2 separate regions of the Mus musculus genome follow, and region 2 is linked to region 1. Evidence: chromatin loops called from intact Hi-C (ENCODE). Cell type or tissue: heart. All regions are shown on one strand. Links, peaks and the distances in the headings refer to the core of each region. The heading gives the core; the rest is flanking DNA.

What was found. Peaks named below come from ENCODE experiments on the same cell type or tissue, not always from the same donor. Only the 100,000 strongest peaks of a DNase experiment are listed, where the experiment ranks them.
Region 2: it touches region 1 in a loop (2.6-fold over the local background); 4 of 42 quality-filtered maps call a loop at or near these places.

The regions. Positions count from the first base shown.
Region 1 is chr17:56,763,433-56,766,338 of GRCm38, forward strand. Dus3l (dihydrouridine synthase 3-like (S. cerevisiae)) reads left to right here and starts at 1,319. Exons shown (of 13, transcript NM_144858.2): 1 at 1,319-1,509; 2 at 2,093-2,360. The coding sequence starts at 1,424. In heart, for the core only: no CTCF peak of the experiment used is centred there; DNase peaks (open chromatin) are centred at 509, 1,499 and 1,579; H3K4me3 peaks cover 1,855 bases; H3K27ac peaks cover 1,917 bases.
Region 2 is chr17:56,830,024-56,832,929 of GRCm38, forward strand. Rfx2 (regulatory factor X, 2 (influences HLA class II expression)) reads right to left here and starts at 985. Exons shown (of 17, transcript NM_009056.2): 1 at 860-985. In heart, for the core only: a CTCF peak has its summit at 1,350; a DNase peak (open chromatin) is centred at 1,208; H3K4me3 peaks cover 1,557 bases; H3K27ac peaks cover 1,294 bases; H3K27me3 peaks cover 829 bases.

The DNA.
Region 1 (2,906 bases), core at 281-2,780:
CGTTGCCCTTTGCAGCCCTGTTTCTTCCAAGAGCGTGTCCTTATCACAACCCAATTGTAGACGCTACAAAGGAGCCTCAGCCTTAAAATGCATTGTTATTCCCATCTTGCCCAGTAGGGACGGTAGAGAGCAATGGCGCAAACAGGGTGCTATTGTGGTCTAAGGCTAATTAATCGCTTTACCTCTCTGGGCCTGTTTCCCCTTATGTTATACAACCAGCAGAGTCTAGTTCGTGCGTTGCGGGACAGCCTGGGCTACAGGGTGAGACCCCCATCTCCATGAATTAAATAAATTTAAATACTGATTGGTTTGACTTGGCTTTGGTTGAGACATGTAGCTCAGGCTGGCCTCAAACACCAGGACTGCCAGGGCTATACAGAGAAACCCTGTCTCGACCCCCTCCCCCCCCCCCAAAAAAAAAAAAACCAAAACAAAAACAAAACACTACCTCCCGATCCACCCAAGTGCTGTTCTTACATGTTTAAGCACATTTTTATTAAAATAGTAATTGCAGGATCGGAGAAGTGCCTGATGTCAGGCTCAAGGGGCTGAGTTCAATCCCGGGACCGACATGGGGATGCAGGGACCCCCGCCCCCCATTGTCATATGACCTCCACATAAGGGTGACACACAGGAGACCCACACACACACAATAGATGAGTAAATGTCACTTTCAAAGTAACGCTGGCACACACCTTTAATCCCAGCACTTGGGAGGCAGAGGCAGGAGGATTTCTGAGTTTGAGGCTTGCCTGGGCTACATAGTGAGACGCTGTCTCAAAAAAAAAAAAAAAAAGAAAAAAGAAAAGAAAAGGCAGTACAATAAAAATAATTCAAATTGCCACGCGTTTATGGGCCACAGTGGCTCACGAAGGGCACTGTCAAAGGACAGCGTGTCCCCGTGAAGTCATTTGATCCTTCAAAGCTGTTGGTATTTTTTGTTTGTCTTCTGAGACACGGTTTCTCTGAGTAGCTCAGGCTGTTCTGGACCTCACTCTATAGACCAGGCTGGCCTCGAACTCATGATTCACCTGACTCGATCTCCCCAGTGCTGGGATTAAAGGCGTGCGCAACACCGCTCGGGCTGCGGTTTTTTATTATAAAATAACAGACTCGTTTGTAAAAGGGACAGAAGCAGAGTAGGTGAGTGTGAGCTGCACCCACACCCACACCCCCAGATTCACTTCCACGGATCAAGAGTGACCCACGGATGACCGACAAGAACCCCTCCGGGACCCTTGAGCACTTCCGTTTCCTGCGCAGCCTTGGCCCCCCCCCCCCCCGCCCCCACGGTCGTGCGCACGCGCGCCTTAGCAGCATTGCTGTAGTCTGAGCGTGCGCATTTCTTTCTGTAGGCTCCAGAGGACACGAGCGACCCGGAAGACTTTCCTGCCACACTCCAGAGCTGGTGTGAGGGGCATCGATGGCGGAGACGGCAGCGGAGAGCGGTGGTGGCGGTGACTCCGGGGTTGGCGCGTGCGAACGGGGGGTGGCGCCCATTAAAGCTCAGTGAGTCGCTGGCGCCCGTCAGCGAAGCTGATGTGGCCTTCCCGGCGTCCGTGGCGGGTGCGAGTGGTGCATGCTGGGAGGTGTGGCGGCATCCTGGAGAGCGGCATCCCGGAGGCGCCAAAGTCTTTACCTACCTTCTGCTGACACACGAGTGTAACATGTGTTGGTTGTCACAAGCCATGAGGCCGGCTGTGCACATAGGCAGCTTTGGGGAACCAGAAGCAGGGCCCGAGGTGCATGGTGGGGCTTGTAGTCTCCACGAGGGAAAAAAAAATGGCTCGCAGCGAAAGACCTGGGAAGGGTGGTAGCTTGAGTCTCGCTGCCAAGCATGCTGGGGTTTGTAGTTCCTTCGTAGCCTACCAAGGATATTGATATTTGTGTGTCGCAACCCTTAAGGCAATTCAGTTCTCAGAGCAGAGACACAAATGGCTCCTTCAAGTGTAAAACAGGTGTCCCCGTGGCACTGGGTGAAAACTGGCTGGTTCTAAGTAGGGAAAGCTTCCTGCAAGCAGGAGCACGTGAGCTTGGCATTAGCCCCCAAGCCCCTTTCCCTGTGCACATCGAGCCTCTCCCGCTCTGGCAGGTACCGCACAACCAAAGAACGGTTCCACGAATATCTGGATGGAGACAAGCAGGAGGGTGCATGCCAGGAAGTGCCCACAGGAGACCCAGCTGAGCCAGGGGCCAAAAGAATTCGCCTGGAAGATGGGCAGGAAAATGGGAAGACAGAGGTGGCAATTGAATCCCGTGAAAGGCAGGTGCCCAAGAGGGCCCGTGGCCAAAACAAAAGCCGGCCCCATGTGAAGCCAGCACACTACGACAAGGACAGGCTCTGCCCGTCCTTCCTCCAGGTGAGGGGTGGCTCTACAGGCTTGGCTTAAAGTCTGAAGATGCTGTGCTGTGACAAATATATATGACCCTTGACCTACAGGGACTCGACCTAGTAGTGCCTTGCCTTGGCCCCTGGTGCTGCCTTCAAAGTCATTGACCCTCAGCCTATCTACACATCACACTTGAATTTATTTATTTTTGGTTTTTTTGAGACAGGGTTTCTCTGTGTAGCCCTGGCTGACCTGGAACTCACTCTGTAAACTAGGCTGGTCCTGAACTCAGAGAGCACTCCCAAGTTCTGGGATTAAAGATGTGCTCAGCTATTTCAATTTACCTTTTTTTTTTAAAAAGATTTATTTATTTATTTATTTATTTATTTATTTATTTATTTATTATATGTAAGTACACTGTAGCTGTCCTCAGACACTCCAGAAGAGGGAGTCAGATCTCGTTACAGATGGTTGTGAGCCACCATGTGGTTGCTGGGATTTGAACTCCTGACCTTTGAAAGAGCAGTCGGGTGCTCTTACCCACTGAGCCATCTCACCAGCCTCCCTTTTTTTTTT
Region 2 (2,906 bases), core at 287-2,786, 67 kb after region 1:
AACGGTTCACACAATATTTTCCTTCGGGAAAGTTTTCTAGATTGGGGATCTCGGCAAAGAGGACGCTATGGGTGCGCTTGAGCTTCCCGGAGCGGCATGGTAAAGGACCCCCAAACGCAGCGGTGTCGGGTTCCAGGGGAGAGTGGTCCGAGGATTTGGGGCGCCGGGGGTATTTGGGATGGGCAAGAAAACGCGAAGGGAGGAGTTCCTTCCAGAACAGAACAAACGCAGTGACTATTTTGGTCAAAGCACAAGAAAACGGTGCCGGAGCCCCCAAATCCTAAGTCAAGAAGGAAACCCGAGGGTCAGAACTATGAGGCAAGCAGAAGAGTACCCTCGGAGTTAAGTACATGGATAAAAGCCAGAACCCCGATTTCATAAGTATAAAAGGGAGACGGTGCCTCTGGGTTTTCAGACTTGGACGAGAATGGCTGGCTCTGTGGGAGCCCCCAACTCAGGTTTTAGGGGGATGACAGCAAGGAGCGGGTTTGGGGCAACTCCAATTCAGGCTTTGGGAGTAGTCAAAGAGAGGACTGACTAGTTTGAGGGCGCCTCCGAGTTTCAGGTGTTGTGGAGTAAGAGACAAGGAGGGGTCTTCTGGAGTCCCCGCTCCTCAAAGTCAGATTTAGTGCGTCAAAGGCGAGAAGAGATCGCTTCACTTTACAAACTTTTGAGAGTGTGAGAGGGGTTCCACCCAGCCCAGGGCTCCCCCAAATCAGAGGCGCCTATCAGGATTGGATGAGGTTGGCGTCTGCAAAGTTGGGGCGCCGGGTCCGGCCGCGCCCGCCCCCGCGACCCCCCTCCAGCGGGGTCCCCCCCCCCTCCGCCACCGCCCCCTGCCCCGGCCCGCACCGCTCACCTGGAGTTCGGCAGGGAGTTCCGGTAGCGGCTCCCGCGGCGTCGGCCGCTGCGTGTCGCTCCGCGTTGGTAAGTAACAGTCTCCACGGCTACAGTCTCTATGGCGGCGGCGGTGGCGGCGCCGGCCGCTCCTCCTCCGGCTCCCGCCGCCCTCCCGCCCGCCCGCAGCGCCCGCCCGCAGCAGGCGCCCGCCCGCCTCAGCCTCGCGCTGCCCTCACGGGGCGGGGCGTTGCGCCCGGCAACGGTTACCAAGCTGCACGCCCCGCCCCCTCCAACGGCCCGCCCATGCCCGCCTCCAACGGCCTCGGGGAGGGCGGGCGATCTCCCCATTGGCTTTCATAGTGCCCGTCAGAGGTGAAGGGGCAGGTCCTTGGGTAGAATACCAGCCAATCGCTGAGAAGGAGGGCGGGGCCTGGCGGGAGGCGCGCGGCTCCCGGGAAGGGTTGGCTCTAAGGAGGTGCGCGAGGGCCCACTGGTGGCAGTGCGTGTTTTGCGGAGTTACGGTGATTCCGCTAGACCGGAGGCGCTCACCGTCTAAGGGGAGCAGCAGACTCTGGCCTTGCGCCTGCTCTTTCATGGTCCACAAACTGAAAACTTTTTTTTTAAAGATTGTTGTCTATGCGTGTGCATGCAATGCGCATGAAGACCCGAAGAGAGCGTTGGATCGCCCTGGAACCAGAGTGACCGTCTGCTATGAGCCGCCTAATTGAGCAGGGACCGATCCCGGGTCCTCTGCAAGAGCAGAAGCCTCCTCTCCAGCGCTTCTCCTTTTTTTTTTTTTTTTTTTTTTTTTTTTGAGCCGGTGTCTTGTATACACTCACTACACCGCTTAAGCTGGCCTCCAACACCTGATTTTCCTGGCTCCATCTCCTAGTGCTGGGATGATGGGTGTGTGTTCACCAGTCCTGGCTAAGCTGACAACTCCTCACCCACCCCATCTCGCTTCTCTGTCCTCTCTGGTTCATATATATATACAGGTCTCAATGTGGACTCTTCATAAAGCTTATATTTTGGTGGGATGACACAAACAGAATGAAAAGTTAACGCAAAAGGAAAGGTTTAAACCCAGAGACCCAAGTGCGGAGGAGCTGTCAGACCATAGCTCCATTCATTCATTCATTCATTCATTCATTGAACGTCCAATTGCACCAGTGAACATGGGTAATTTGGGCTTATGTGCCCAAAGCGGTGAGTCAGGGTCTTGCTAAGTAGTCCAAGCTAGACTAGATTCCCACTATGTAGTCCAAGTTAATGTTCTTTTTGTCTTAGGTCCTTGACTACTAGGGTGAGAGGCAGGTGCCACCAAGCATTTGTGCACAGTCTAACTCATGAAATCCTGAACTTAGGCCGCGAGAAAGGCAGTAGACGCTGCCTCTAGGACTGGAGTTTCCAAAATAAATATATTGGAGCAACTGGAAGCCTGGTGCCACAACACCACTTTGTTGGCTGCCTACACTACAAAGCTAGTGTCCGGTCCCCATCCCCCACCCCCACCCCCACCCCCGTGCTGAGAGACCCAGTCCCATAGACTCAACTGTAACTATCATGGAGGCAAATGGCTATGCATGAATGAGCCTGAATCTGTTTGGACCAAACTGTGGCCCTTCAGAACTCATTGGTTTTAGAGACTGAGAAGTGTGTCCCCAGAGCTCATGGGTTGGAAACCTGGTCTTTAGCAAGGAGACTGTGGAAAGAAGTGCAGGAGGGTTTCTAGACCTGGGACACTTGTGGATGGGAAGGAAAGAGAACCTCTCATCTCAGCCACACACCTCAGAGTTCTAAGCCTCTCACTCGCTGACGATACAGCTGGCTCACTCCTTACATAGAGTTTTAGTATTTTTACATTTATTTCTTTAGGATGTGATATGTACATGATATGATACACATGTGATCAGATGACAACTTGTGAACACTTTCTGCCTTTCCCCTGTGTCCTCCAAGGATCATTCGGCTTGGCAGAAAGCCCTGTTCCCCTCTTCCAAACATATGTTTTTTATGTTAGAGTAACAATGGCAGGCAGGAGTCAGGGTTTTTTATTTTTTTGTTTT